Regions from separate parts of the Homo sapiens genome. Here all the other regions are linked to region 1. A link is a loop called in an ENCODE intact Hi-C map of the cell type or tissue named here. Cell type or tissue: PC-3. All regions are shown on one strand. Links, peaks and the distances in the headings refer to the core of each region. The heading gives the core; the rest is flanking DNA.

The links. A loop is a pair of places that touch in the nucleus more often than their neighbours do. Peaks named below come from ENCODE experiments on the same cell type or tissue, not always from the same donor. Only the 100,000 strongest peaks of a DNase experiment are listed, where the experiment ranks them.
Region 2: it touches region 1 in a loop (5-fold over the local background); 92 of 110 quality-filtered maps call a loop at or near these places.
Region 3: a loop joins it to region 1, with 16 times the contacts of the local background. A loop is called at or near these places in 91 of 110 quality-filtered maps.
Region 4: a loop joins it to region 1, with 8 times the contacts of the local background. A loop is called at or near these places in 44 of 110 quality-filtered maps.
Region 5: it touches region 1 in a loop (5-fold over the local background); 6 of 110 quality-filtered maps call a loop at or near these places.
Region 6: it touches region 1 in a loop (8-fold over the local background); 2 of 110 quality-filtered maps call a loop at or near these places.
Region 7: a loop joins it to region 1, with 6 times the contacts of the local background. A loop is called at or near these places in 12 of 110 quality-filtered maps.

Annotation. Positions count from the first base shown.
Region 1 is chr2:187,497,704-187,502,214 of GRCh38, reverse strand. All of the region lies in intron 2 of TFPI (tissue factor pathway inhibitor), which reads left to right. It overlaps CALCRL-AS1 (CALCRL and TFPI antisense RNA 1), which reads right to left. Exons shown (of 6, transcript NR_187179.1): 3 at 2,610-2,709. Among named protein-coding and RNA genes, the nearest start is that of CALCRL, 52 kb to the right of the region's middle. In PC-3, for the core only: CTCF peaks have their summits at 1,174 (motif pointing left), 2,083 (motif pointing left) and 4,142 (motif pointing left); DNase peaks (open chromatin) are centred at 1,054 and 2,064; H3K4me3 peaks cover 303 bases; H3K27ac peaks cover 1,886 bases.
Region 2 is chr2:187,573,251-187,577,761 of GRCh38, reverse strand. No RefSeq gene overlaps it. Among named protein-coding and RNA genes, the nearest start is that of TFPI, 21 kb to the right of the region's middle. In PC-3, for the core only: a CTCF peak has its summit at 279; no DNase peak of the experiment used is centred there; H3K27ac peaks cover 2,448 bases.
Region 3 is chr2:187,578,948-187,583,458 of GRCh38, reverse strand. No RefSeq gene overlaps it. Among named protein-coding and RNA genes, the nearest start is that of TFPI, 27 kb to the right of the region's middle. In PC-3, for the core only: CTCF peaks have their summits at 1,642, 1,843 (motif pointing left) and 2,597 (motif pointing right); DNase peaks (open chromatin) are centred at 1,858 and 2,628; H3K4me3 peaks cover 493 bases; H3K27ac peaks cover 1,356 bases.
Region 4 is chr2:188,510,451-188,514,961 of GRCh38, reverse strand. The region is part of intron 4 of GULP1 (GULP PTB domain containing engulfment adaptor 1); the gene reads right to left. Among named protein-coding and RNA genes, the nearest start is that of MIR561, 220 kb to the right of the region's middle. In PC-3, for the core only: CTCF peaks have their summits at 858 (motif pointing left) and 2,308 (motif pointing right); no DNase peak of the experiment used is centred there.
Region 5 is chr2:188,289,217-188,293,727 of GRCh38, reverse strand. GULP1 (GULP PTB domain containing engulfment adaptor 1) reads right to left here and starts at 1,854. Exons shown (of 12, transcript NM_016315.4): 1 at 1,562-1,854. RefSeq lists an enhancer at 1-2. In PC-3, for the core only: CTCF peaks have their summits at 1,676 and 1,877; DNase peaks (open chromatin) are centred at 647, 947 and 1,867; H3K4me3 peaks cover 3,063 bases; H3K27ac peaks cover 2,567 bases.
Region 6 is chr2:187,776,912-187,781,422 of GRCh38, reverse strand. No RefSeq gene overlaps it. Among named protein-coding and RNA genes, the nearest start is that of TFPI, 220 kb to the right of the region's middle. In PC-3, for the core only: no CTCF peak of the experiment used is centred there; no DNase peak of the experiment used is centred there.
Region 7 is chr2:187,550,712-187,555,222 of GRCh38, reverse strand. TFPI (tissue factor pathway inhibitor) reads left to right here and starts at 788. Exons shown (of 8, transcript NM_006287.6): 1 at 788-1,023. In PC-3, for the core only: no CTCF peak of the experiment used is centred there; a DNase peak (open chromatin) is centred at 1,912; H3K4me3 peaks cover 3,314 bases; H3K27ac peaks cover 3,340 bases.

The DNA of each region.
Region 1 (4,511 bases), core at 153-4,152:
CCAGAATTTAAAATTACTATAAGGTAGCTTCCAAACCTAGGTGGTAACAAAGAATTTTGATATTTAAGCTAGACTTAAAGACCTCTTCACCAACTAGTTGCAGTTTTATCTAGTTTTATTTTGTTTTTGTTTAAAATTAATTTTTATAATAACCTTATCTCACATCTGAAAAAATTCTATTTAGGAGATACAATTTATCACATGATGCTAAGATCATAACATCATTTTATAGAAGTATATTATTTAATTGAAATAAGGTACTCTTATTAATAGAAAAATACATCAAATTTTATTGCTTCTCTCACAAGCAAATAGTAGATGATTTTTTTAACAGTCAAATCAGCAGGGAGGATAATCTAGAATTAACGTCTAGATAAGGCAAAAATGATAATAAAAAGAGTAGTGATAAGCTTTTTAAAACAATTCCATTGGGCTAGGAGAGAGAAAATTAAGAGTGAACATTTAGTGAAAGGCAAGTATCTTTTGTAGGATTTAGAATCAGACAGACCTGAGTTTGCAGGTGTAGTTTGCCACCTAGTACCTTTGTGAGACTGAATAAGTTAAACTTTCTGACTACCAGTGTCCTAAGCTGTAAATGAATAATGTAAATAACTAATTTCCTATGATTTTTATATAAAAAGTGGAAAAGCATCTGGCACATTTTCTGACACAGAGAAGGCAAAAGGTACATGTGTTTGTTCTTCCCTGCCAGAAAATAAAATAAAATAAAATAAAATCCTTTAATTAGAGTCTAGCAGCATGTGGATTCTTAGATGGTAAGTTACCTGAAAGCCCTAGATTTGCAAATAAGTTCCAAGAGGATGAGTATTCTTACAGTCAAGGGCATGATATGTTTTCAGGCAGCAAATATTATAGTAAGCTTCTATCCAACATCCCAGGACATGGGGCGGGGGGAGGGAAGGGGAAGGCAGGATTGTAACCTTTAGACTATGAGACATAAAATTCATGACATCAAAGGCAAATGATTCAATATAAACCATAATTCTATTTATATGACTGGATCAGATTAAATTCCTTTTAGATTGCCCTCTATGTGTTTTGCTTTCTCATGGCCGCTGGCAGATAATTATTACCTCTGTAAACATTTCCTTCAAGTCTCAATTTCAAGTCTCAGGAAAGTTATCGCTGACCCCTTCAGGCTAATTTAGGTATCCTACTGTTCACTCGCACAGCACCCAGGACTTTCTGAATGTTTATGTAAGTCCTTAGTGTCTATATGCTCCATGAACGAGGGGTTGCTGTCATCTAATTTACTGTCATATCTGTAGTGACAGCACAGTGCTTGACGCATGGTCAATACCCAATTATTAACATTCAAAAGGGTTTATTCAAAATAAGAAATGAAAACCGAGGCAGATTTCCATCCCTTTTGGGTGAAGTGGCATGGCACTGTGGGTCACACAGCACACCTGGCCATTGCTTGAGTCCAGGGATGCTGTGCTTAGGTGTGGGCTGCAAGATCACTGCACAAAGAATATTCTAATACAGGATTTCTATAAGAAATACATTAAAGTGTGAATAAAGACAAATAATCACCTAATAATTAACAAAATATAATTCATAAAAGTTAATACTTAGTGTTTCTCCTAGAAAATTTCTATAAAATTATCACCTACTTCCATTATTGAAACCATTTTTAGTTTCATAAAGGTGAATGTTTGAAAAAAAATGTTGTTGATTGAGTGGAAATTATATAATTAAAACCGTATGCTTGATCCAAATGCTACTTTAGGAATCTCAGTCACATGTCTGTGACAATATCATGTAGTTATTAAGAATGTGTGAGATAGCTGTTGTAAAACCATATGAGGATCAATTTTAAACCCATCATTTATGGTATGAATTTAAGTTATTTACTTAATTTCTGAAAGCTATTTTATAATTTATAAAATGAAGATAATAATGCCTAACTCAGTAGGTGGTTATGATCATTAAAGGGTACAATTACAAAAATGTCAAGGGTATTGTAATTACTCAGTGAGCAACATTAGCTATTGTTGCTAGGTACAACTACTACAGCGAGTTTATCAGCTTTTGCCTTTGTGGTGCACTGCCACCACCTGCTGGCAAAATTACTCAATAGCAGATTGAACTAGAGGTGATTATATCTTTAATGCAGAAAATGGAAAAAAGATTTAGCTTGATAATAAATACTATCAAATATATTAAGAATAAAAAGTAGAAAAATCATCAATTAGTATCTGATAAAATTATTGATTTATGAAAAATGATTTTTCTGAATATACATGGCAATGCAGGTATTAGGTAAAGTTCCCTGTGTTCTGCAGATACAGATCTTTATTCAAGTTTTCTATCTGAAACACTACCTCAATAACTTGTCTCTAAAGTTCTAAAGTCATGTTAACTTGGGAATGAATAACATCACATTATATGAGAATTTCTACAGCAATTTGAGATAATGGTATATAGCTGTAAAATTAAAAATGCCAGAATATTTTTATTCCTGCTTTGTTATGTGAATTCTGGGGTCCCATATTTAAGGAGCTGATAGGTCACATTTTTATTGGTTTCAAAACAAACATGTCTAGAGTTCAGAAACTCACGATACGTAATTTGATGATACTTACTGTGGGCCTGCTGTAAGTCAGACACACCACTTAGGGTCTTCACACCAAATTTTCTGGTTTCTCATAAAAACTCAAAATGTCAGCTTGGCATTCTAAAATCCTTAAGTAAAGACAAAAAGATATAAACAGCATTTACAATTATTCATAAATGTGCCACTCAGAAAAAAAAATTCAATGATTTTTAAAACTGACAATTATAACTTCAGTGATAGAGAAAATGTGTTTTAACAAGTCATTTTGGTTCATACATTTTTCGATTTTTAGAAAGTATTTTTAGCAATCCTCAATTATATTTGTTATGAATTTCTATTAAAAAGTACTTGTGTATCTAATTTAAGAAAAATGGAAAATTTTACCATGAAGTGCTCATATTTATAGGTACCAGAAACTCTCTATATGCCTGAGAGACCTTCTAAAGCAAATTATCGTATTTTAGATATGTTCATCAACATGAAATGTTAGATAAAGGATTTGAAAAAAAAAAGAAATGACATTTAAACTTGTCAATGTTCACCAATATTTCTTAACTCACTTTGATACAATTATTTGTATATATACTATAGATATTTATTGGATTTAGTGACACTGTTATTGGTTTAAAATTATTTTAAAAATCATGTTGGTAAACACAAACATTATATTTTGTCAATTGAATATAACTCCAGAAAAATTTGAAGACACACAAATGCATATGTGCATAAAACTCAACTTTAGTTAAAGATTTGATCAACATTCTTACTTGCTAATTAGCTATTTTATGACAATTGTGTTTGGTGCTGAAACTATCCCCGTATCATAATAATTCTCTGTCATATGTTATTCTAAGTTAACAAATTCTGGACCTGAAAAACATACTCTTCTATCAGTTCTGTCAGCTCAATTTATTTCAATTGAAAAAAATAATCAATTAACTTATCAAATAGATCAAAATAATGAGATGGTATTATGTAAATTTAACTAGTATTTTTAAAAATTGAAAGCAGTGTTAGTAGTTGAGATAAAATTTACGTGTTCAAAAATAATTAGTGTCACATGAATCAAACAGCATGAAAATGCCAACTTATGTATAGAAAGCTGTATCTTTAATCCTTCCAAGATTGTAAAGGCTACTTACAATTTTATGACTCATATAAAAAATTAACAATATCATTTCAATCATTTTGTTACAAAAAGTTTTAACATTACTAAAATAAGACTAATACTTGCTATTAATTCAAAATTGATTATTAGAATAATAATATATTATGGGTGGAGTGCAATTAATAAAATTATCTAATTTAACTTTTATTACACACATATTTTCTGTTTCAAAAAATTCACATTTTGAAATTACAGGAAATTTAAAACTGATTTCTTTTGAGACAATCATACTCCAAAAACTTATCCTGTATTTTATGCTTTAAAAATATTTTATGTGAAAATATTAAAGTCTCATTCTTTTTTTGTTGTTGTTCAAAGTAAACTATTTTAGAATGCATGAAAACACTTTTTTTCAAGATATTTATACTCATCTGTTTAATTCAATATAATACTGCTGCCCTCTAGAGGCAAAATTGGTTTCGGTCATTTATAGGTTTCAATATTCCCCATAAGAGATTAATAAATCAATTGCCAAAGACATAGAAAATACATAGACTCAATATGCAGAAAATATTCAAGAAGTATTATATGGCATTTTTGTCATTATTCTTTTGGTTGCACCACCCACAATTTTCAGTGTCTATCTTTACTGGTAAACAAATAGACTTTACTTAACATTAGGCTTCTATTAATTTTATTGGACTTGAAAAAAATAAAATGTTTAAAAAATCTAGTTGAGTTTCCCCTATTTCTATGTCCATTCCCAGGATAGAAAATTCTGTTATGAAAATTAGGAGTTAAATATTTAAAGAAAAAATATAT
Region 2 (4,511 bases), core at 267-4,266, 75 kb before region 1:
TAAACTTTTCTGAGAAGCTACCTGAGAGCCCCAAAGCTCACAGGTAGATAATTAGTTCAGAGGGAGAATGTGAGACACAGAGCATAGGAACAGACAGTTAAGTAGAACACCCCAGATGCAGTCAGGTTTTCAGAGTGAGGCTCAAAGTGGAACAATGGTTCCCAACTGGGAATGATTCCGTTCTTCACTGAATGTTAGGCAAATTCTGGAGACATGTTCAGTTGTTACCATCAGGGGCAGTTGTGTACTGGCATCTAGTGTATAGGGACTAGCAATGCTGCTACATAGCCTGCGGTGCACAGGGCAACCTACTGCAACAAGGAATTACCTGTTCTAAAATGTCAATAATGCCCAAGTTAATATACCTGAGGGCAAATATACAATTTCACTGCTGAGAAGGACAACACATTAGAGAAAATCAGCTACATTTGTACCTGCTTTGCAGGACTGAAACCTTCCTAAAATGAAATTCTGTTCTCAACTAAAGAAATGAACAGAGTCTAGAAACTGCATAAGTCAATTCAGTTGAAACTTTTGTGATGCTCAGAGGTTATAATCAAGGAAAGAATGAAGATGACTACTAGCTGGTCTTGTGCACTCTGAAAAAATCTGGGCAGGATTGTCTTATCTAATCAGCCAGGCTTTCTCAGGCCAGGATCCATCAAGGGCTTAGTTCCCTTTATACAGTCTGAAACAGCAGGAATAGATTGTAAACTTAATTCTTTCTGAGGTCAAAAGTTCCTTAAGCATTCTTAATCAATAAGAGAGATAAGATAATCTATGCCACAAGTAATTATCCCTGAAACTCAATTCATAAAGAGACAGAAATCAGCAAATGTGTATACTGGTGGGGAGATTGCAGTAAAATGGACCTATCCTTACATGTAATTTTCCTGGGAGATTCAAAATGAAATGGTTTTGTATGAGAAGACAAACTTCTTATGCAATTTGCTACTGTCCTTCCTTGCAGGACAGTTAAAATTTTGTCTCTGGACCTATGAAATTATTCAATGTGGTGATCACAGAGTATTTGAGTACAATTTTTGCTAAGGGATGGGTAGTCCATCCTAGGCGGATAGAAGGCTTGCCGCTCTATTAAGTAGAAGGGAAAAAAGGCTCAACTTCTGTGGTTTATACCATGCTATATTCATATACATGATCATCATGCATTATATATACATTAATACAGCACCAATAATAATACTTAAGAGTTAAAATAACTCAAGTTAATTACTTAAATACTAAGAGTTAAAATAACACTGAAAACAACAAAATTCGTTAAAAATAAAATATTATATACAGGATTCAATATTAAATGATTTTCAATGGAATACAAGCAATAAAAGATTAAATGAATAAGAATGTGTTACAAAATAATTAAAATAAATGGCCTAGTAAATGAAAAGCCTAAAACCAGTTTAAAATATAGAAAATAAATAAAAGCAAAACAATTAAAGGCTCATTAAAGAATAAAACACAGAATGGTTAAAAGTATAAATTCTGAGACTTAACATTCCAATGCAGAAGCAAACAGGGTCCTGAGAGATGTAGAAACCATAAAAGCAAAGATAACTGTCCCCTGAGGTTTGACTTTTTTTGAAGGGGGTCCAGGCAGATATCCTAAATGAAATCCATACATTCTAAAACTCTGGTGCGCACAACAGGGGTTAATTTTCAGGGACAAGGCTGTGAATTTATTCTCAGCAGTTTTGCTTCTCCTTTCCATGGTCTTTTCTTTCTTTTTGTTCACTCACCCAAGGTTTTGTGTGTATTAACTGATCCCTTACATACTACAAAGAAAAAGGGATCATTAATTTGCAAACCTCTTAGTCCTAAAAAGTTCAGTGAAACAATACCTCATAATGGTTAAACTCAAGGATTATAGAGTTGGAGTTAACACTTGTAAAGTTATTTAAACATCCTGTGTGCTATCTTAAGGCATTGTTAAGAAAATCAAGTGTGTTTACTTTGTTAAATTTTGTAATAGCTTATAATCGTTTTGGTGAATAATGGTTTTATAATTCTGTGTTAAGTAAAACATTACTTTTCTTAATTAAATCTGAGCTTAAAGAGAATATGGTGAGCAGACCAATCACACTTCTTTATCAGGTGCATTTCGCATGTGCCAGAACCTAGGAGAAGAGATTGGACAAATGTTTGAGCACTTTTTAAATTGCCTATTGAATTCTCAAAGGAGGTTACATTTTTCCATCTGGACTTTTTTTCTCAATTAGGAAAATTCCCAGAAAGGATAGAGCAGCAAGCTCAGCAGGAAATCCGTGTTCTGAGTTTTTATCTTTCACATAGAGTTGGGGAAAGGCAGGAAGAAACAGGAAATTTAGTCTGCTAGTCCCCCCTAACCAATATCCATTTTTCACAGATGGAAACAAAAGCATACACAAAAAGGGAAATAACAAATTTCTCTTGTGTGCTTTCTCTTGGGCCACAAAATAATTTGTTCCAAGATTTATATTTAATGTTGCAAGACTTAAAGTGATGTCAAGATTACATACAGTGTTATCATAGCTTTCAATTTATTTAGTTTACATAGTTCACATTCTGTGGTTTTTCTTTTAAAATAAAGGCACAGCATAAATGAAGTTTGTTTGCTTTCCTCAAGAGAAAGAGAAAATACAGGCAAAAAGAAGCTTCTTTTGAGGGAAATTCAGAAGGCATTTGTTGCCATGCATGCCTAGCACAGACAGCTAAAGAGAGCTGTAGGTTAAAATTCTTAAATCTTGCCAAAAACGGTCAGCTGCTTTGTGAGAAAAAGCTATTGAAAAGAAAAATCAGTACATTTAGAAAAAGAGTGCTGTTAGTTCCACATGGTTATTACATTGGAAGTTTTTTGGTTATCACATCTTATGCAGATAACCAGGAAAGATATTTTTTACTTTTCATGTACATTGACTTTGGAAACTATATTATAAAAGAGAATAACATCATTATATAAAAGCAAAAGAATACCTGCCCTTTTTATGATGTGATAAAAATGATCAGATTAAATAATGTTTGAAGGACTTTTAATTCGTTTCTACAAATATTATCTTGATAACAAATGGTTATTTTTTCTTTCATTTAGGTAGTTATTATAATTTTTAAAATTAAGCATTTTGGAAAGAATGAACTGTAAAAATGTCTAATATTTTTCTGTTGTATATGTTCTAATTTATTTTTAATTTAAATATTTGAAAACGAGGAAAAGTAGAAAGGAAAATATCCCAAAATTCCAGTAGCAATCATCCACAATTAGTAAATACTAGCATTTTCATTGTAATTGCTCCATGTTATATGTAATAATTTATATTTTATTATATAGTATTTTGTGTAAAATACAGTATTATTTAGTATTTCATATAAGATATATAAAATATTACATGTATAGTTGAAGGCCACATTATTCTTTATAGTCTTTCCCTATTGCATTCCTCTCCCCTCCTTTCTAGAACAAACAACAAAATGTAACTATATGTCCTTTTATTGCATATATAGCTATGTGTATTTCTAAAATTAGGTAAATGATATTGTTCTTAACTTTTACTCTGATTTATTTTTTGTCCTGGTCATGTGTATACTGTATTTTATCTAAATACTGTATTACTGTATTTTATCCAAATAGTCTTCTATCAAATGATTATACCAAAATGTATTTATTCAGTCCACAATGATTAATTTTTAAATTGTTATGTCATTCTTTCACAAATACACATGCACATGTTCATTTACTGCAGCACTATTCATAATAGCAAAGACATCGATCAACCTAAATGCCCATCCACAGAAGACTGGATAAAGAAAATGTGGTTGGTACATATACACCATGGAATACTAGGCAGCCATGAAAAAGAATCAGATCATATCCTTTGCAGTGACATGGATAGAGGTGGAGGCCGTTACCCTTAGCAAACTAACACAGGAACAAAAACCAAATACCACATTTTCTCATTTGTAAGTGGGAGCTAAACATCAAGTACATATGGACACAAAGAAGGGAACAACAGACACTGGAGCCTACTTGAAGGTGGAGGTTGGGAAGGAGGTGGGGAGTGAAAAACTATCAGATACTGTGCTTATTACCTGGGTAACAAAATAATCTATACACTAAACACTCATGACACATAATTTACCTGTATAGCAAACCTGCATATGTACCCCTGAATTTAATGTTCAAAAAAATTAATTGCTTTCAATTTTCAGATTTTATAAAAAATATTACACATATCTTTGTATAAGGTGTAAGGAAAGGGTCCAGTTCAGTTTTCTACATATGGCTAGCCAGTTTTCCCAACACCATTTATTAAATAGGGAATCCTTTCCCCATTGCTGTTTTTTTGTCAGGTTTGTCAAAGATCAGATGGTTGAAGATGTGTGGTGTTATTTCTGAGGCCTCTGTTCTGTTCCATTGGTCTATATATACCTTTTGGTACCAGTACCATGCTGTTTTCGTTACTGTAGCCTTGTAGTATAGTTTGAAGTCAGGTAACGTGATGCCTCCAGCTTTATTCTTTTTG
Region 3 (4,511 bases), core at 304-4,303, 81 kb before region 1:
TGGCAGGCATCCCACTTTCTAAGCTCTCTAATGAATCACAAATATATGGATCTGACACAATACTAATAGAACTAGGAAAAAAATTATGCCGTGAAAACGCTCTTTTCTGAATTGATTTTGCCGTTAATGGAACTGAATTTGCATGTACAGTACTTCTAATTAACCTTGCTTTTCTGTGCCTGTAAAGTGGACAGCAGCTGTTTATCACTTTGTTTCCATGGGGACATAGAGGATATGATTTTGTGATTGTATATTACCTGTTATGAAATCAATTAAGCATATTCTGCTTCTGTAATATTTCTCCAAAGTAAAACAAAAACTCAATTTAAATTTCAATTTTCCTTGCTTCTTTCCACTTTCAACTCTACTCATTAAATATATAACATATTATTGGCCACACTGAAATTTTTATTCTTCTGTCATTTGCTCGTTAAACATTTCCCCTAAGGCCAAACTTTTTCTCCAGGCTTCTGGTAAATCTATCTGTGGTTATGAATATATTCTTCTAAAACCACATTAATTTCAGCAAAAATCTATCATGCCAATAAAGAAAACTTGAGAAAGTTATGTGTGATACAAAGTGGACAAAAGCTATGCTTTATGTCTGAATGTGTCTCCTTTCTCCTTTGGTAAAAAATGTACTAAAATGTTAAGTTCCAAGCAAACAGAATTTTTCCTTTTTTGTTTGTTTGTTTACTGCTGTAGTCCCAGTAGTGGCACATAATAGTTGGCCGATAATAGTTGGTGAATGGATGATTCAATAAATGCACTCTTTGTATTATTGTGAGGTGAGAGGCAGAAGGCATTATGGTAACTATATTCTAAATATTAAAAGTTATTAATCAAGCTAGTATGTTGTTACATAAAATATTTTCCATCCCATTTAGACAAATATATTTCATAAAGACAATTGAAAGATATGTTATAAAGCTGTATTTTTTATGTTAGGAAAATTGACAAAATATTTAGACACATCAAATACATTTTTTCTGCATATTTAGGTATTTAGTTAATTGGTTATGATGCTTGGATTAATAATAAATGAAAATACATAGATAATTCATAAGTATATGTTTATTCCATATTGATCTTCCTTGCCTTCATTTCAGCAAAACCAGTAATTATATTGCAAGCATGATCATTGCATCATTTTGTTGTACTGTATTTAAGCGCATGCAATTTGAAATATTTTTTCAAAAATGTAAATTCAATTAAATTTAAACATTTTTAAACATCATCTTTTCAATAAGTTTTTTCTTCTAAAGAATTCAAAATTACTTATTAAAATGCAAATACAAATTGCAAATTTATTATGAATATGAAAATTTAAAATAGCCAAATGAAACCGAAACTTTAATATTATTTAAAAATGACTATGTCTTAGTAAATGTTTTAAGAAAAACAAAACCATCATCAGTTCTAATATTCACCTAGCTGCCAATAGAAAGAACCATGATTATACTTTCTGTGTTGTTTATAGACTTATATATTAACAAATTTGAGTTAAATGAATTGTCGTATATAGGAAAAGGTTCTTTCCCCTCCTTGTACAACTGGTACAAATACCTCATTTATTTGTATGTTCCTTTAGAAAGGAATTAGAATCAAACTAGGACACTCAGCACTTTTGGGAAAATAATGCTTAACATTCTATGATCCATTCCATTATTCCTGTTACTTGGGACAAAGGATTTGACGGGGTAATTACTTATTTTTTATCTTAGCTGAGCACTTTTGCCACTCAAATCCTTCTTGTACACAGAAGCAGGAAAATGGGGTAGCTTTCAATGAAAAAGCCTGAAACACCTTAATCCAGTGATCGAAGTGAACATTGATCGAGACAAACCAAAATGAAGTGCCCCCTGGTGGAAGGAAATGAGAACAAAACAACCTCACTTTTGTAATAATCCTAGAAGATAACGCATAACCTGAATTTAATTATGTGGAAATAACAAGTTACTCCAAATTAAGGGCATTCTAAACATGCCTGTAATCCTCAAAAGTGTCAATAGTAGGCAGTCATATTAAAAACTAAGCTATATCTCTATGTGGTTATATGGAATAAACCCTAAGACATATATTTTAAGTTTTAAAAAAGTTAGAGACCAGTATTTTAGTTTTGAAAAAAATTCTAAGCATTTAGAATTCATTTCAGAACAACAAACAGTTAGTGATTGTCACCTCTGGGATCAAGTAGAGAGTGAGAAAAATATATTTATTTTCCACTTCCCACTTTTCTGTACTGCATAATTTATTTTAACCTGAATATAAATTGTATTTAAATTTTTCTTGAATAAAATGTATTTTGAATTGTTTTGAGTACTACAACCTTTGTTTTTGAGTCTCAGAAAATAGGAAAATATTTTCAGGCCAAAAATAACACTGTTGTTAATTTAGTCAACACGAGACTAATCATAGCTTATGACACTTGGAGTCTCAGTCGTCCCTGTAATTAACTAGCTATATAGGTGTTTGGGCAAGCACTTGAATTTTTTGAGGTTTAATTACTAATCTTCATAAATGAGTTTTCTTGTAGTTTTAACTTTCTTTTTAGAACATGAATTACAATTTATATATCATGTCGTCAACAGAGGGCAGTAATTAACCACAAGTAATCCCTGTTCTCTGAGCAAGCATGAATCATTTTAATAGAATTTGAAGAAACATAGTATTCGAAGGACCACCATTTTCTTCTCTATTCCTACAAATTTTGATCACATTCCAGTTTTCTCCTCTCCAAACAAAGACTTCAACCAACCAAACACTTCTTATTTCAAACAACATCAGTCCTTTGGGTTAGAAATAAAAACATAATAAAAGAAGAAAGATTATAAAAATAATTTCATGATGACAGAAGGGGCCTTGCCAATGCGAATCAAAATGTCACTTACTCTCTGCCTTCTAATCACTTGCATAGTGGGTGTCGATGCATTAGTGCCCACTGGAACGATTACAGACAAAGGAGTAACAGATTTGAGTTTAAACTATGCTTGGCTCCTTACTGCCAGTAAGTACTAAAACTCTGGCCAATTTAATTGAGCTTTCTAATAATTCTCAAATTTCTTTAGATTTAAAATAGTGACAATAGCTACCTTAGAGGATTGTTTAAAGATTAAAATAGTTATTTGAAAAGATACAACAGTACTAGGTATTAAATAATGTTTATTATTACTATACTACTATTATCATTATACAGATTTGTGTTAGGACAATAGTATCTAATAATAGAAAGAATATTGCATTTTATCCTTAAGCTTATGTGTATATATACATATATGCAAAATATATACGTAAGTTTATGTAACATATGTAATATATGTACATATGTTTACCTAATATAAAATAAGCAAAGAACATAAATAACGATTCACAAAAGAAAAAGAAAAATATCCAATAAGAAAATTAATATTCAACTTCGCTGTTACTCAATGGACTGCAAATTTAAAATTTTGCCAGGTTTTGCCTATAAAACTGAGAAAAAAAATTTAAGTGTCATTAAAGGAGTTTACTATCATAAACTGTAAAGTGCAAGTGACTAGAAATTGACATAAAAATATAATTATTCACCATGGGATTCAAATTTTAAATTTTTTTTTAAAAAATCTGAATATGAGATGAATAAAATTTTTTCTTTACATTTTAGATGTTGAATAACCAGTGAAAACCTCCCCAAGATACACCAACCTGACTCTCTATAAATTAAAAGGCATAAATAAACAGAATTTTACATGAATAACTTATTTCTAAGCAGCTTTAAAAGGAGATATATCAAAAGGTGAGACATTCTTCAGTTTGTTGTAATCCTCCTTCAGAGTAAAAGTTGTGATCATTGGTAGAATTCACTTTATTGTGGTTTTATCTGTCTTGCCCTTTGCTGTTTTTTTAAATCCTTGAACGGTATTTGTCATATAGTTGGTGCTTAATAAATATGTCTATGTGATATGTATATGTGCTATTTTTTCATACTTTTTAAAGTTTTTTCTAAGAAACTTGTAAGTAAAAATATTTTAATAAAATGTTTATAAACTTACAGGAAATTATTTTCAAATGTCTAAAATAGAGATTATCTGTTAGCAATATTTTTATGATTCTTACCAAAAATCAGTCAAACTCTCTGTCTGCTAACCATTCTTGTTTTTGTAGATGTGTCTTGTATTATTAGACAAAGGGAAATAGATAATCACAAAACCATTAGCTTTGTGATTGTTAGTGAGCCATGTTTCCTCAGAGTTCCAAAAAGCATGGACCAATGTCTTTTTTTTTTTTTTCTGGTTCCTCTTAGAAAAAATTAGTGAAAACACAAATATATACTTAATAAAGACAAAAAAAATATTTTGAATAAAAATTATTATTCAGACCAGGTGTGGTGGCTCACACCTGTAATCCCAGCACTTTGGGAGGCTGAGACAGGCAGATCAGAAGTTTGAGACCAGCCGGGCAACATGGCGAAACCCTATCTTTACTACAAATGCAAAAGTTAGCTGGGTGTGGGGGCACAGGCCTGTGGTCTC
Region 4 (4,511 bases), core at 299-4,298, 1.0 Mb before region 1:
TGTCCTGCAATGAGTGGATTCTTAAACAATGGTACATCTATACCATGGAATACTACTAAGGTATAAAAATGAATGAATTATTGATAAACAAGACAAGTTAGATGGATCGAAAGGGAATTTTGACAAATATTAAAAGCTAATCCCAAAAGGTTTATTTTTTATTGCTATTTACCTGAAAGAGGCATACAGGAATATTTCATTGACAGTCTCTTAAAAATGGGACACTGGTATATTCAACATTATTTAAAATTGTGTAAAAATACTCATTTTTATGTTTTGCAACTTTATGTCTTAATTCCTCCATGTGAGAAAACAAAAAAAATTAGCAATGATGAAAAAAGGAGTATAATGTTTCAGACTATTTTGCTTCATACAATTAGATTCAGTGTTATTTTTCACTTTGGCAAAGAGCAAAAGAAAAAAGTTATGTGTTGTCTGGCAAGTGATATTTGTTCCTGCATTTTTTTCTTACTTAAAGTGTTCAGGGTTTTATTTATTTATTTATTTTTTCTGTACAATAAGTCCTCACTTAACAGCATCAATAGGTTCTTTGAAACTGCAACTTTAAGCTGAAGGACATATAACACAACCAATTTTACCATAGGCTAACCGATATAAACAACAGTTAAGTTCCTACACCATATTTCTGGTCACAAAAATATCAGCAAACTTCTAAATAAAGACCGAAATACTTCCAATGTTAAACACCAAAATAAATGTGAGCTATACATACATTTAAGAAAGATCAATAGAAACAAGTAAGATAATTGTTTACTCAATTGTTTTAGCTCAGGGTCCCAGGTGGCAGGAGCCTTGCCCGATAGCTCGGGGCAAAGCTGGAAACAGCCCTAGACAGGACGCCACCCAGTGGCAGGGCGCACACACACACACACACACACACACACACACACACACACACACTCAGAAGGGGACCATTTAGACAGATCAGTTACCAAACCTGCGCATTTTGGAATATGGGAGGAAACAGGAGTACTCAGAGAAAACCCACGCAGATATGGGGAGAACCTGAAAACCCCACACAGACAGTAGCCCTGTCTGGGAACTGATATTTTTTTTCTCATCAACCTTATAACCAATAACATGGAATAAAACAACATTGAATCAAAGAGTGTTATTCAAGGCCCTGCTGTAAATCCAAATAGACAAAATTTATTACGGTGAATTTTTTTTTAAGAAATATCAGGCCATAGAGTTTACATGAGTACAAGTGTGTGTCTTGCACAATTGTGTGCTTGTGCCTGGAAAATGCAACAAGGTTTTTCTGTTTATTTATGAATAAATACGTTAATTTTAATATTAATATATGTTCACTAAGAAAAATGAGAACACTCCAGAAAATGTATCAATGAAAATAAGCATCAACTTTTACCTCACAGCCAAGAAGTGGCTTTCTTAAAAATATTGCACATTATCTTTTCAATTTACATTAAAATAAAAGTGATCGGCCAATGACAATATTAAGCAAACCTAACAAAACCTCATCAATTACTATATAATTTGGCATTATTGTGTAAATATGCAGGTATAAGTGATTGTATCTACATATATTGAACTTTGAGATTAAAACATTGAATATGACTCCCAAGCAAAATGGACAGATAAGAATGATATAAAACACAGATGGGAAATTTAGAATATTAGATTATAAAAGGTAAGATGTAGTCATTGATCTAAAAATGTTTTGTGTATTATTAGTCTATATAATGAAAGTTATAACAGCATGGCATATAGTTCGTCAGATTTTACAAACTAGTAAATGTCTTTTTTAAATCTTCTATAAAGACTCTGATAAATACAGAACAAGTTTCTGATACTATAGATATAATTTTATATTCAACATAAATACTCCACCCCATGTATCTCTCCACTCAATGTATTTGAATACTTATTGTTTAGGCAGATGTACAAAAGACAGCATTTTACAGGCTGCAGTCTGCTGAAATTAAATCTATAGAAATGTTATCAAACTTGCTATTGTAAACAAAATATTTACCTTGGTGACTCTTAAAATGCTAGTAAGATATGTCGTATTTGGTTAATATTTTCCAAAATTCCTATAATTATTTTTCAAATAGTTAAAATGAAAACAAAGACTTCTCTTTTAAGCTAATTTCCACAAGTGATGTCTATATTCATTTCTTCCATTCTTTCACTGTATTCTATTTAACAAAATGTGTGGAAGTTTGAGGATTCTACCCTCGTTATCAAATATTATTCAAAATGGAAGATTTTTTCACTTGAAAGGCTGAATAGTTGTTTTATAACTTGCTTCTTTGCCAGTAGAGAGCAGTGTTGGACATCATATGGACTCATTTAGAATATCTGCTTTCCTTCCTCAAATGTTTCAGAATCACTATGAATAATGTAGGACTGTTTTTAAATATCAGAAAAATAACAATTAAATAGCTAAAGAGTTACGAAGTCTAACTGCTATGAAATTTGACAGTATTTAACATACAAAGGACATCATTTATAACAAAAATGTCTGGAATACACATTTTATGTATAGTAAATTCAAAATATGCCAATTTTATGTAGATAATATGTTCTCTACAGAATTACTGTAAAATATTAAGGGAGAATAATTCCTACTTTTTATAATATAAAAGTTTTATATTGCTTCAAGATTAATAAATATTGGTGGCATAACAATGAATATTCTCATTATTTTTTAAAAATGCGTATATATCTTTGTAACCAATGTTGCAGAGCCTCAAATATGATGGGACTAATTTTCTTTGAGGCAATTTGACTCCATATGTGCAAAAAAAAGGAAAAGTATTTAAGCCTGTTAGCTACTCAACTGTACCTAGTAGATAAGCTATATAGGAGTAAGCTAATTTAATTTTATAGCCTTTATTTGGCTGACTTCCTATGGTCCCATTGCCAAGCAATACAGAAAAAGCCATTTTTAAAAAGCACATCATAATAGTCATTTGCTAAAGCAGGGTCAGAATCAACTGGATTTAAACTTATTAATCAAAACTATAATCCTGAAAAAAACTAAAATAGATACACCAACAAAAGGTTATACTTTAAATTTTAAATTAAATACTCTAAAAAGGTTATCCCTTTAAAGGACAAGGAAGTTTTGATAGAAAATTTTTAAAATATGGACTGAGTATTAAAAAGTCCACATTTTATATTTAATATTTGTTCCTCATTTTATTATAACAATTATTTATTACATTGTATTTGTTCATGTTTTACATGGATATAGGGTATATTATTTTTATAGTCTCTTGTTTTAAAATACAATTTCCATGTTTAAGTCCAAACAAGTCTACTTGCTATAAACAAGAAACTGTGTTCATTGCTCAGGAGGCTCTCCCACCGAGTTTGTACCACATGGTCACACTAAGAAGCAGCGAGTTTTTGTCCTGCCTGTGGAGTCCCTCCCACACTCAAACATCCTTCACATCTGAAGAGTGAGACAGGTGGAGTAAATAGGGCATTTATCTGTATTGCTATCAACAGAAGTGTTATAAAAATAAATAAGCATCAACTTGAATAGAAAACCAAAAGCATGGGGTTTGGAGCCAGGCAAGCTTCACAATTCATTTCTCACTAGAGAATCACATGATTATAAAACACATGGGCTGTGGAAATATTCTCATGTAACTTGCATTATTTTACAGATGTGAAAACTGAGGATAGTATTACTTATCTATGCCACATCCATTTAGCTAGTTCAGATTTATGTTATATAATGTTTCTATTGTGAGAGCGGTTTAAAAACAAAGGCAGTCAAAAGAATATTCCATGTACATTACAGTCAGATAAAATGAGTTTCCGAATACTGATTCCACTGTTTCACTCTGCCTTTCATAGCCTCGCTTTCCTCATTCATAAAATAGGGAAAATCTCAGTGTTCTTGTGAGAATTAAATGAGAAAATACAACCAGCGACTAGCACAGAATGAACATTCAATGAATTTATGCTTAGAAATAAAAATGAAATAATAACAGCCACATCAAGCAAATAAAAAGAACCAACCCACCCACAATGAACTGCAAAGTAAGCAAGAATAAAAACCCTATTTTAAGCCACTAGGATTTGGGTTTTGGTTCTTGAAGCAGCTACAATCCTTACCAACACATACGCAAGTTTTTGTTGTTGTTTTTTTTTTTCCTCAAACTGGTATTGGTTACTTTCAAACATTTATTCTTCTGAACTCCCACTGTAATTTAATTTATTTGCAATTCTCATTGCAATTTAATCAGATTTTTATATAACATGAGACAAGTGGGATTTTTAGGATATCTACACATATAATATATCTCTTTGTGAGGGTCTTTTAAGTAAGTGTTTATTCTGTTTCTTAGTGAGGCTGAGTATATTTCATGCTAAATATATTCTTAGTTGCTTTATAAGTTTTGGTAAGTTAGATTATTTTTCAATTCTACTTATAACAATATATTGCTATATAAGGAATGTTTACCCAGTATGTGGTCAGCTTACCAAATTCTCTTAAATCTAGTAGTATTATT
Region 5 (4,511 bases), core at 121-4,120, 790 kb before region 1:
ATTATGCAGTGGGGCAGTACCTTAGCCTGTCTGCTGTTTCCAGCAAAGCCTGTAGTCACCAGCGACTGCACTCTCCCAATTTGTGGGTTTTCCAGCCAAGGCTACTTGTTCATATGGGGGGAAAAGGGAAAGACTGGCAGAGAAAGGGAGCAATTTGCAAATTTGAAGAATTTCCAATTCCTCTGAAAGTTTTCCACTTCCTCACATTCACTCTGTCTAATAATCTCCCTTACTTTAGCACCTAATCACCCATTTTGTAATACAGACACAAAATCATCAGTATTGTCTCCTGCTAGTCCTAGAAATCAGTCATGACTTGAACATTCTCCGTAACTTTTTATTCTCAAATGTTGGTGTAACGTATTTTAAAAGCAGGCACAAAATAAATTTATTAAATCCTTCCTAATTGACTGCATTACACTTTGTCAAACTTGCAGATTGAAATAGTGCATGTAAAATGTCTGATTGCAAATGAGTAAGGCGAGCTCAGTTGGGAAACACTACTAGGACCTAGGGAGGGGTACCTTGACTGCCAGCCCTCACTTACTTGGAGTTTGCCCAGCGTACCAAGTGGACCCGCCAAGCCCAACACCAGCTAAGTCTTCCTTACTCTACCTTGGCACGCTAGTTCCAGCTGCAGCGTCCAGCTTCCTGTTCAAGTCCCATTCAACATCGTAAACACATTCCAAGAAAACCAGCCTGCCCAGAGTTCCCTCCCGCACACAGGGAAGTCAGCGCGGCAGCCGCAGGAGCCTCAGAATAGAGAGAACTGCCTGCTCCGGATTCTGATCCGTGTGGCGAGTGAGGCCACGAGAAGGTGGACCCGGCCAAGCGAATTTAGCAGTCGGAGCGAGAACCCAAGGGCTCATCACCCCCGCCGCGCCTTGCGCCCTCCAGAAGAAGCTACTTGACCCGCGCAGCAGAAGGGTAACCATGTGGACGCCGCCCCTTCCTTTGGGCCCTCCCAGCTCTGAGCTTTAAAGTATCCGCGGCCCGGCCTCGGAGCTTCGCGCCTCCCCACCCCCATGCCCACATTCTCTCCCAGCGCCAACAAAAGGGAGGCTGCCCTGGAAGTTCGCTCCTGGGTCGCCTCGCTGTGACCCGACGATGACTTGCCTGCTCAGCCCAGTCTGATCCACGCACCCTCAGCCGGACGGATCCACGGTTTCCCCACCGCCTCCCTCCAGTTCCTGCTCACCGGCCCCCCGCCGCCGGACCAAAGTTACCACAAAAGGCTAAGGAGGTTTCTGGAGCCCGGAGACCGCTGCGTCCCCGACCTCGCTGGACTCCCCCAGTCATTTCTCAAGCGCTGCCATAGCAGGCGTCAACAGGTCTTAGCCTCCTTTAGTGCTGGACGACTCCCTGAGCATTTAGCTGTCCTAATTTTTTACAACCTGCTGGCCAGCGGCTACGCGCAGCCCCGCGCCCTCCTTCCCGGGCACTGGTGGCCGGAGCTGTCCACCCCCACCGCCCCTCGGGATATCAGCTTCTAAGCGATTCCACGCTACCTGGAGGGAGCCTGGGTTCGCAGCCAGGGAAGAGCCTAGATAAATCTCCGTACCTCACTGAGAGAGGCAGTCGGGTCAGGCTTCGGGCAGGGGCGTGGAGAGCTGCCGGTTCCTCCGAGCCTGGCGATCTCCACTCCGGCACGGCCGGGGCGCCGTCTCCGAGGCCGAGAGGGAAAGTTTCTCTACGCCAACACGGCGCTGGACTCGGGACCCTCCAGCTTCGGTCCCCTCCCTCTTCGCGCTCTCTCCCCCCTCCCTCCTCTTCCTAATCCGCCGAATCCAAAACTGGCGCTGGCGGCAGCTGGGACGCGGGGCTGGGGACTCCGGGTCGCTCCCGGCCGGGAACGCCGGGCTCCCCCTCTCGGTGAGAAGGAAACTCTAGCCGACTCCGGCTTGCGCACTTCTGGCGGTCTCCTTGGACATTTCCACACGGGACGCCTGTGTTCAAGCTCGCTGACTTTCCTTCTTTAATCTCTGATGGTCGTTATCTGTGGGCCCACTGGACTATCTCGCGCGTGCACGCGGAACCGGAGGTGGGTGGAGGGTGGAATGAGAGAGAAACCCATCCGCAGAAGGAGGGGCCCTACCTTACTCAGTCTTCAGCCCGGACAGAAGCAAAACCACAGGCCCCCTCTCCCACCCCACTCGCGCCGCGTTTCCTTTCCAGCCTCTTCCCTGAGACACTAGATCAGGACCATTTGCCTTTTCTTATCTCTGTGTGTTTCCTAACACAATTTTAAAACACCTCTGAGGCTTCATAGAGGGGTAAAGTGTCAAAAGAAATACACGAATAAGAGTAAAACGTGCCGTCTTCACAGCCTTTATCAAGAAAGCAGCCACAGTTGCTGCTGCTCTGGCCGCACCTCAGCGGACTGGTTTGTCCTCATTGGTTTGTCCTCATTTGTTTTTTAACTCGGCCTTAATCTCTGGACTTTGTTATGCCTTAAAACAGACACACACATACACACACTTGAAAATTGCCTTAACCCCCAGATCATACTCATTTGTTCCATTCAGATGTTTACCTCGGAATTAAGGACTTCTGTATAGGATTTGAGAGAAAACACAACAGCCCATTCTTACTGACCTTTGGTAAAGTTCTGCGTGGGAAAGGGAGCAAGAAGGAGTATCCTTATATAAGAAGTTCTTCAAGGATGAGAGGACCTTTACTAAAATTTTTTCTGCTGCTCAGAATTTAGTTTACTAAATTTTAGTTTGAGTGTGAAAATAGATGAGAAAAGGAAAAAGGCATTTTGCAAAGCTAGCAGTTATAATGTATTACAGTGGATCCAGGGCTTAGAGTCAGACAGGCCAGATTCCATTCCAAACTCCATCTTTACGCTTTCTGTGCCTACCAATTATAACTGTCAACAGGAATTCTATAATCTAGCTCACGGAGTCACAGTCACATTTACAGGAGTTAAAATAGAGTTGTGATAGGCGCAGAGAAAATACTCAATAAATATTTGGTTCTTATATCCCACCATGTTTTACTGTAATTAGGAGAGAGGGTGGTGCTAGAAATTTTCCCCCAAAGACCCTGTAACTGAATCAGTTTTCTTCTCCTTAATGCTTTTTCCATTTAAAAAGGCATCATTTCACAATTTTTGAAATGGAAACTATGTTTACAGATTAACTAGTTCCAGCTGAACTCCCTTATTTTAAATACAAGGTAACTGAAGTCTAGGGCTCTTAAGTGACTTTCCCCAAATCTCATGGTTTGGAGGTACTAAAGCTAATATCAGAAATCAGTCCTCATAATAACTTGGCTGGGGTCCTCTTTTAACTGTTTTTCTCTTTATCACAATAGTCAAGCACACATAAAAATAATTATATTAAAAATATTAATCTCAGGACAAATGCTAGTTTTTTTCTGTAAATAACTCTTAAGCAATTAATTTATGAACAATCATTAAAAATTAAATAATGTCATTTAGATGATCACTTGGTATCAATGTGATTATAAAAATAAAACAAATGGTAGTCCAGTATTTAGGAATAAGGAGGTTGATGAGATGAACGAATCCATGCTTACATTATATATTTACACATAGATATTTTGGGTTTTTTAGCCATAATATTAAAAGATTATAATAACTCTCGATTCCCAAGAATACATCAACATACCACTACAGTTGGCTGACCCTAGTTTGTGAACAACTAGATCAGTGTTCAGGACACACAATTCAACTTGAACAAGTTCAAGGCCAAAGAACAAAATCAGGCTACAGAGATCAAACTTTCCATCCTGTGAAATAATGGAAAATCCCATAGCATGTACTTATTTCTCATTCATTTGCCTCTAGTACCTGTAAGAAGGTCTTTTTAAAAAATTCTTCCTTACCATATACAATGTTGAAAATCATCTGAACATTTACATAACTAACTCCCATGTTCTCAGGGATGAGACCCTATATACTCCTTCTAAGTAAGAGTTATTTACTACTCCGGCCTCATCCTCAGTTTCCTAAAGGCATATCATAGCCTCTTTAGAGATCTGTCTTTCCTATCCATAAGACTTGGAAGATCCTAAAGAGGGAAAAAAAAATATGGCTACAAAGCACATCCATCATGAATGGATAAATGAAGATAGATGAGTCCTCATAACTGTCTTTTTCCAATCGTTACATACAGTGCTAAAGATTACTCACTTTTATATTTTCTCCCACTGTTTAAAGTCTTTAAACTTGCTATTGCTTTGTAATTTTTATAACCTGACTTTTGATATGATCTTCTTTGTGAAATGGCTTAGAGGTATAAAAATCTCAAGAGTGTCAGAACCAAGTTTTTAAAAACAATAGAACCAAATGGAACAAGATTTTAAAACAAATTTATAGCATGCCCCAGGAAGTGAAGAAGGGAGATGCCAAAGAAAAGGGTTGCAGAAGCCTAGCAGGGCACTACGATGACAAATACGCCTAATTTTACCTACTGCAAATACCTCAGATTTCCATTTGAAAGTTCTTCACATTCATCATAGGTTCATATAGACCCTGATAGAAA
Region 6 (4,511 bases), core at 199-4,198, 280 kb before region 1:
ATAAATGCATATATATGCAAATGGGTCAAAATGTGACAATAGATTATGAATCTAATAAGAGGTACCTGAGGATTTCCTACATTATTCCTGTATCTTTTCTGTTAGGATTATATCAAAATAAAAAGTTAAATTAAGCTATATGTATTCCAAACATCTTGAAAACTATATAGGGCTGTAAATTTTCAATAATTAAGCTTATGTTTTTTTTCCATAAAAGACATCTTCATAAAAGAGAGGGTACCAAAACGTGAAAACTGTTAAAACATAGCTTAATTTTTATTTTCAACAATGAAACCCTAATCAGAAGCTTGCATATTTTTTCATTTTTATATTTATTTGTTTTCACTTTCTGTTTATACTGATGTAATATATGAATGTTAACATAAAGCAACGATTTTAATTTTCATTGCTTCCTCTTTTTCTACCTTTATACTCTGATTTTTTTCAACAACTTACTTTCTTCTCAATGAATGAAAATGAATAGGTTTTAATAAACCACTGAATTTATATCTAGAAGTTTTGGTTTAGATTAGGCTTTGTCTTCAACCTAATATCCATTGACTTGATATCCTAGGACTCGTGCCAACACTTATATGTTAGTAGTCAAATATTTTTTCTATTAATATTCCTGTGTTTTATAGAATAAATGGAAACTTTCTTATTAAAAGCTTAGATTCTTTGGATTGGAATCAAATATGCTCATCAAAACAAAGAAATTTTAATACTTTTAAAATAATTAAATTTATTTTTAGTTATTAAAATAAATTTTAATAATTTTAATAATTTTTGTGTCTTATAAGCTTTAAAAATCAATTTAGCTATATAAGCATAAATGAAAGGCTGATCAAGCTCTTAATCAAATTCATATTTGAAATGCTAATATTTGAATAAGCATGTGTGGACATATTGCAAATAGAAAATGTACTCTTATTTGCAAACAACCTCTATGACATTTTAAAATGAAAGCAGCATTCTATGAAATCTGATGACTATGTATTAAGCAAATAAGTCTCCAGAATCTGTTTCGACTTTGTATACATGTATTTGTGTGATTTGTTCAACCAATGTTGTATACCAACTTTCTATTGCTCATAATAAATCTTGCAGAACATGATTTTTTGAGACACCTCAATATTAAAATGACTGAAAAAATTTAATGCTTTTCATTTATGCTTTTTATTCACCTTGGAACATATCTGGCTGCATATAGTTTTCGGCCTTTATGCTGAGGTAGAAATTTTAAGAGTAATCAGTTAAATTCACAATGAAGCTCCCATTTTTTTTTTTTGCACTTTCATATGCAAGGAGAGAATTTTTGTTCATTTATATTTTCTGGAAAAAATGTGATTTTCATATAATTAAATAAGTTGACATTAATATAAACTGGGTAATATGACATAGTAAATAATTTAAGGTACAATTTAAATCATTTAAATAGTCTTCATCTGGCATCAAGTCATTTTAAACTTGCATTACTGTAGATATGCTTGCTTAGAGACATCATAAGGAATAAAAACTGTGGCCTTAAAGTAAACCATTACGAACTTTAAGTACATTAAGGGAAACAACTTTCTTCAGGTCAAAGTTTGTTAAAGAAAGCACACTATCACATTAGTTACTCTAAGGCTAATTATGATAACTCATACGACCCTTAACTAAAAAGTTGACACAGGTGTCCTTTTTATCACCAAGAGAAAGAAAGATCCTGAATCTTTTCCCAAGGAAAAATTGAGTTTCTCCCCTAAATATAGCTGGATGAACATGTTTCCAAAATTAAAGTGAGAACAATATCAAGCTATCAGTAAAACTTTCGTATAGATTTTGATTGGCTTTATTTAAAATGTTCATATTATTTTTATGAATTACATACAAGCTTTAACTGACTTAATAAAAATACTCCAGCTTTAAAGTAAGAGAACATCATCTGGATCTTTTTAATCTGACTAAAGATACAAAACAAGTGTTTGGTAGTTTAATTCTCAGAAACCTTAAAGACAAAATAAAGTACTGGTTTCTTGCATTATTTGATGTATGTATAACCCAAGTATATTCCAGATCTTATTCCTGGTAACCAGGATCATTCAAAAAGTTATGACATAAATTTCCCAGCTCTTGTTTCTATTTGTTCATGGAGGACAGCCACACAACTACAAAGTCTTCCAAAGATGCCATATAATCCTCGCCTATCTCATTGAATTTATGTGCACAGTTCAGGACACACTACTTTTGCCAACCATATTGGTATCCATAATGTCAATACCAATATGCATTCAAGGACCTCTCATAATTTTTTCTGTTGTGTTACCCATGGCATGAATCTCAAATTGCAATTGTCTCATATTCATGCATGTTTTTTAAATTGTCTGTCTCTCGTTTTATAGTACAAGACTAATGATACATTTTGTTTCTGGTTCATGGTTGTATCCATACATCTTAGTATAATAGTAGGTGTTCAGTGAATGGTGATATAGTAGCAGTAGAAAAATAATAATAATAACAAAACTTCAATAGTTTTTCATTGCCTAAAAGACAATATGCAAATTCCTTAACATCAAATAAGGCTTTTAACAAGTGACTATGACCCACCTTCTTGGCTCCTCTCAAGTCATAGCCCTTCCTTAAATCAAATGGTCATGAAAGCAAACTAAACATTGTTTCCAGAGCACCCCTGCACTTCCATACCTTCAGGTCTTTAACCAGGGAATATTTTCTGGGATTATTCTTCATATCGTCATTTCAGACCAGGTAGTATACAGCATTCAAAGTTCACAGTCTCCTTTTTAAAAAAGAATCCCTCCATGCCCCAAATAGTACTTATCACTCTTCACTCTGTGGTCTCCTGATGTGAATATACAGCTTGTTTGTCCCCTTAAATATTAATTATTGATGCCCTTAATATTTCCCCTTCCCAAATTAATAGAACATAATAAGAATATCTGAGGTCCCTTAATTCTCTGTAACATAGATACCTTTTATAATGGGTTTTAGTATTTGTGGGCATCAGATTTGTAAAGGTGACAATGGCCAGGAATGGTAATCTTCTATTTATCACACACCACATGAGATACTTTGCATATCAAATAATCAGTCATTAGAACATAGTGTTTGAATTGTGGGTAAAGGTCACTTGAGAAATCATCTATGCAGCTGCACTAATATAATTGAATTGATATTCTACTTAGAAAAGCATTGTTCAAGCTCCAGTTACACTTAGGCTTCTCTGGGATCCTAGTGAATAATAATTACATTCTTGCCTTTGCTCACTTTATGTTGGCTCACTTGATATGTCACCTGTTTCACCTTTCATGCAGCCCATTAACTGTCTTGAGAATTCCAATGAACAGTGTTCAGATTCTTCTCTTTAATATTTTCTACAGCCATTCTGTTATTTTAGTTTCCATTAATTTTCACTATTCTATCCAGAAACTTTACAATCTCCTCGGTGATTTTCCTGTCTCTTTTCTACCTTTGCTTCATCCATCAACAACCCTTTGTTTCTTATCTTTGCCTTAACAATGTACACAATGTACACAATGAAATTATTTTCATGACACAGTTGGAATCCTCCTGTTTTATATCTCAATCAATATAGACTGAATGCTCCATAAGGTCTTTCTGGGACACATGCACCTTTGAGAAAAACCTTTTAAATTGAATTATAGTTGCTTAAGACATTTTCTTAAGACAAAATAATGGTGCTTCTTACAAATATATGCTTGGCATTCTAGCTATTTTCTCAAATGTCAAGTAATTTACTCCTTCCCGTTATTTTTTTCTTTGTACTAATTGAAATGTTAATTTTCTTTCTTAATTGCTTAAAATCCAAAGAGACTCTACCCATTAAAACTGCAATACAAATGGAATGGAAAGTACTGTTACTAGTACTCAGGCTTTGCAAATACATACCAATGTATTCCTGTCCACCAATAAGATGTCTTTACATTATTCCCAACATCATATAAAATAATGGACTCTTTCTTTTTGCCTTCTTAGTGCCCTCAGATAGAAGTCATAATTTAGCCTTCCCAAATTTCTGATCTAAAATTATGGAAGTGGAAGATTTAAGTTGTAAATTATCTGATATTCCATATAATCATTCTAGGAAAAAGCCCCTTTGGAACAGAGTTGTTGAACACTTCGCATGTCATATGAAAGAGAGTCATAGCTACTGATGATTTGTTTTTTAAAAATAACTCAATGATGGCCGGGTGCGGTGGCTTACACCTGTAATCACAGGACTTTGGGAGGCTGAGGAAGGGGATCACAAGGTCAGGAGATAGAGATAATCCTGGCCAACATGGTGAAACCCCGTCTCTACTAAAAGTACAAAAATTAGCTGGGTGCGGTGGTGCGTCCCTCTAATCCCAGCTACTCTGGAGGCTAGGCACGAGCAGAGCTTGAACACAGGAGGTAGAGGTTGCAGTGAGCCAAGATCACGCCATTGCATTCCAGCCTGGGCAACAAGAGTGAAACTCCATCTCAAAATAATAATAATAATAATAATAATAATA
Region 7 (4,511 bases), core at 154-4,153, 53 kb before region 1:
AATACAGAGACAGTACGGATGAACCTCAATGATAGGGACATACAGCAGAGACTCTGGTTGACATCTGTAAATATTTACATATTTTGTAGAATAATAATAATAGAAATACAGAAAACAGCGATAATGATAGCCAACAATTATTGGAGGTTTGCTACATGCTGGGTCCTGCCTTAAGTACTTTTTATGTATTAAGCCATTTAGTACTTACATCAAGCCCAGAAACTTTTATTATCGACATTTTAGGAACAAAGGAACTGAGGCATAGTGAATTCAAATAACTGGGCTGAGTAGCCAAGTTAGCAAGTAGCTAAGGTAGGGCTCAAAGCCTGACACCTGCAATAGATAATGCATTACATTGTCTCACTAAGAGAGACCTCCAACGGTAGCCCTCAGACTTTTAAAAAAAATAAATACATTGACAGTGGGTGAAACAAATGAAATAACTTGAAGAAGAAACAAACTGCAAAAAAGCTTATTAACAGTGTAATAATAAATATGTAATTTTTTAAACCCTAACTCTAGGGGGAAAAAAGCATTCTTTTTCAACTGATTACAAAAACAATCCTGGAAAGTAAAGGAAATAGCTATTCAAAATGATCGTATCTGAAATCTTGGTGTAAGCTGTTTCCTTCATCTGTTTCCTCCACTAAAAAAAAGAAAGAAAGAAAGAAAAAAGAGGTTTAGACTAAATAGAGTCAGAGTTGCAGTGACCTAAACAGGAAGTTGGGCTATTCCCAACTGCCAGTGATCTCTGAAGCCGACTCTGAGGCTCCCTCTTTGCTCTAACAGACAGCAGCGACTTTAGGCTGGATAATAGTCAAATTCTTACCTCGCTCTTTCACTGCTAGTAAGATCAGATTGCGTTTCTTTCAGTTACTCTTCAATCGCCAGTTTCTTGATCTGCTTCTAAAAGAAGAAGTAGAGAAGATAAATCCTGTCTTCAATACCTGGAAGGAAAAACAAAATAACCTCAACTCCGTTTTGAAAAAAACATTCCAAGAACTTTCATCAGAGATTTTACTTGTGAGTACCTGGCAATATACTGTCTAGCCCATAAGAAATAACTTTAATTTCTTTTTCTCGGGGGAAAAGCAGGGTGCTGAGAGGCAAAGAACTGATAGGGGAGGATCACTGTTTATTTGCGTAAAATGAAAATCAGCCCTTCCCTGTAAACAGAGTAAACTCAAACTGCAATCCAAACTTGAGTTCTCAGCATTTTGCATTTAGTTCTTAAGCAAATTTATGTGCAATTTTTATGATTTTAAACCATAAACATTTTTGTAACTAATTGGTGTATGTAGCTTTTTTATAATTTGAAGATTGTAGTAGAATTCTTTACTAATTGTGCTTGGTTAATTGGAAGTTCTTGAAAGTTCGGTTTACCTTTCCATTTTATTTCATAACATATAAAATAGAGACTGTTATTCTTCTATTCAAATAATCTTTCAATACTATTAGTTGATGATATTTAAAATGAGGTATAACCATTAAAATAATCGTAATCTAAATGGAATATTTTATGCCAGCATTAACTAATCTCTCTAAGGAAATATTTTACAATTCTCCAAAGACCAAAGGTCATATTCTGAGATACTTAAACGAGAATACTTACGATCAAGTCTATGTTGTGCAATTTTGTAAATTAAAACAATAGATAACATGCCTACATGATGTACTGTTATGTTCCTGTTATAAAATGTTTGCTTCTAGTGAAAAATGAAAGCATATAATACAGCAGTAAACAACCACAGAAATATAATGAGAGAAACAATTATTTAATTATGAAAAAGCACTCATTAGTATAAAATAATTACCAAAAATAAGGGCCAAGAGTACTACCATGTGGGAAAAAAGAAAAGATAAGCAACAGCCACACTGTGACTCAGTGCTCTGGAAATTAGTCACAAAATGACTTTGTATAACATGAGATAATATAAACACAAAGGGCAAAACTCAAGCAGGAAACATACTGCCCAGAGAGTCATATTTCATGTGTAAAAGCATAATATTTACATGAAAGGGGGAAAGTTGTGACAATTTTGAGAGATACTGCAAAACTTTTGAATAAAATGTGTTAGGGAGGCAAAATCTCCCTAACACATTTTAAAGATTATTTTAAATCTATCATTCTAGTGCATGATTATTTCAATATACAGTGTCCATATCTCATCTAATCCTTAAACTAAAGAGGGATAGTCCCTGAAATTTGGCTGAGTTTGAAATGTTAATTTGTGGCCTACAGCTTAATAAAATTATATGAAATATAATTAGGGATCAACAAAGATTGAAAAATATTAATGTAAATACAGATAACTAATCAAGTAATTTTAAAATAAGAGTAAAACTTTAAAATATTTATTTTTACTGATTTGAGTAGTTATATTGGAAAACCAAGTTTTTCTACTTCAAGTGACCACAGAATCTTGTTGGAAAAGTTTAATGACATATACTACTATTTGATTCCTATCTCTATTAGGTATACTGAATTGGACAAGTTTTTGTTTTGTTTTGTTTCTTTGTTTTTAAGGTACAGTCTGATATCTTTTGTTTTACCACCAATGACTAAATCAAAACTCCTTTGGAAATGTGGTTCCTGTCCAAATGGATTATGTTATCAACTGGTGTTTGATGGTCTGACTGATTGTCCATTTATCAGTCAGATAATCATTTAAGGAAATGATTATCATTTGCTTGTTGATTGTACAACTATTTTGACTTAAATCTTCTGTCATAAAACTTATTGTTAAATTAATAATACATAAAATGATAACATATTTTGTAATAAACTCTAATTTTCAAAACAGCTTAATTATCTTAAAAATTAATTTTCTAATCTTTAGAAATCTTTTGTTTACATCTTTCAAATTCAAGAGGTAAGTGGGCAGGATGGCAAACTAATGGAGAAAAAATGCCAACTTTAGAGACTTAATTTAATGCCAGAGTGCCTATCCATCTAACCAAATAGTAAATATGCTATCAATTCCTTAGGAATGGTTGGCTGATTAAATTCAGTGTCACAAAATTTTAAGGTATCTTTCAACTGATATCTCTACCTAATACAAGAAAAAAAATGCAAAGTAAACATCCTTACAAAAAATAAAAAGGAACAGACAATATGAAAAGTGAAGAAAATTACTTAGACTAGGATTTTCAAAAAAATCTTATCAGTATAAATTAATTAAATTGAATTATAATATAGGTTAAAATGGGTTAATTATATCATCAATTTATTTTTTTCTATGTGGACATGATCTAAGAATTGTACTACAATACAACTCATCTATTCTCAATAAAGGCCTTCTACAACCAGCCATCCTTTTTTGTTTACCATCTATAGCAATTAACTCATTTTAGGAATTAAATTTGGCAGGCTGCCTTTTTAAAACACAAATATATTTTCATGCATTAGTGTCAAAGGTAGATTCTGCTATCTTTTATAGAAATATAGCAGTACTATAATTCTTTCTGATTGCTACAATGTGCATTAGGAGAAACTTGAATTCAATAGACATGTGTTTCTGGATATCAAATCTCACCAGAAACAGGGAAGTGTTCAAGTGTTTCCAGCAAGTTCTCTTCATAATAGACCATCTTTCCTGGCTTTCTGAAATCCTCACTGACTGCTTTCTTGGTGTTATGTATCAATTCCGGGGGCCCAGTCTTCCCATTACCTTTCTCTCCCTGTCTTCACTTCTCCAAGTGTCAGGTGCCAAGTAGAACCACAGCCTGAGATTCAACTACCAGTAGCTACCAGTTGCTGAAGGCAACTTCTTCACCTCTACTTTTCTTCTTCCTCAAACCGACAATAACAGAAAGTATGGGCCCATGTCAAATCCACTGTTTTCTCTTTAAGCCTCTATTTGGGATGCTATGTCCTCTCTTAGTTGGAACAACCAGGTGTTAAAATTACTTCAAAAACAAAAGAATATAAGGACATCATGGCCCATAATAGAAGTTCCAATGCTGCAGTACAACTATCCCAATTGTTCCATGTGATGGACCACAGGTCTCTGTGTAGACTTGGAATTATTGCAAGGAATTACCCAGTCAATATGTGAGTAAAAAATATTATATATTGCTTATTAGGGCATAAGAAAGCTATTTCAACATCAGAAATGTGAAAGTATTCATCAGTAGGACACTGATAAAATGTAAACAGTTTTTATTACCAAGCACAATGTGCCTTTGACACCCTCGAAATATACCACACCCTCAAGTGCTGCCACCACACTGCTGCCAACCTAGTCTATCTCTTCTCCTCTTCTTGACCCTTATCTATTTCTATCCAGTCCTTGAATTCTATGATAATTCATCTGTAAGCATCACTTCATTCCTCATTCCTCATTTCCCAAGGCTTAAAAACAGAGTAAATCTCAGAAACAGGGTAAGTCTCCAGAATAATGGTGTTTATTATGAATATTTTGGTAATATTTTAAAGTCCATTTAGGAAGCTTCAAAGATTAATTTTCATCTCAGAAAATGAATCACAATGGTTATATTAAAATGTAATA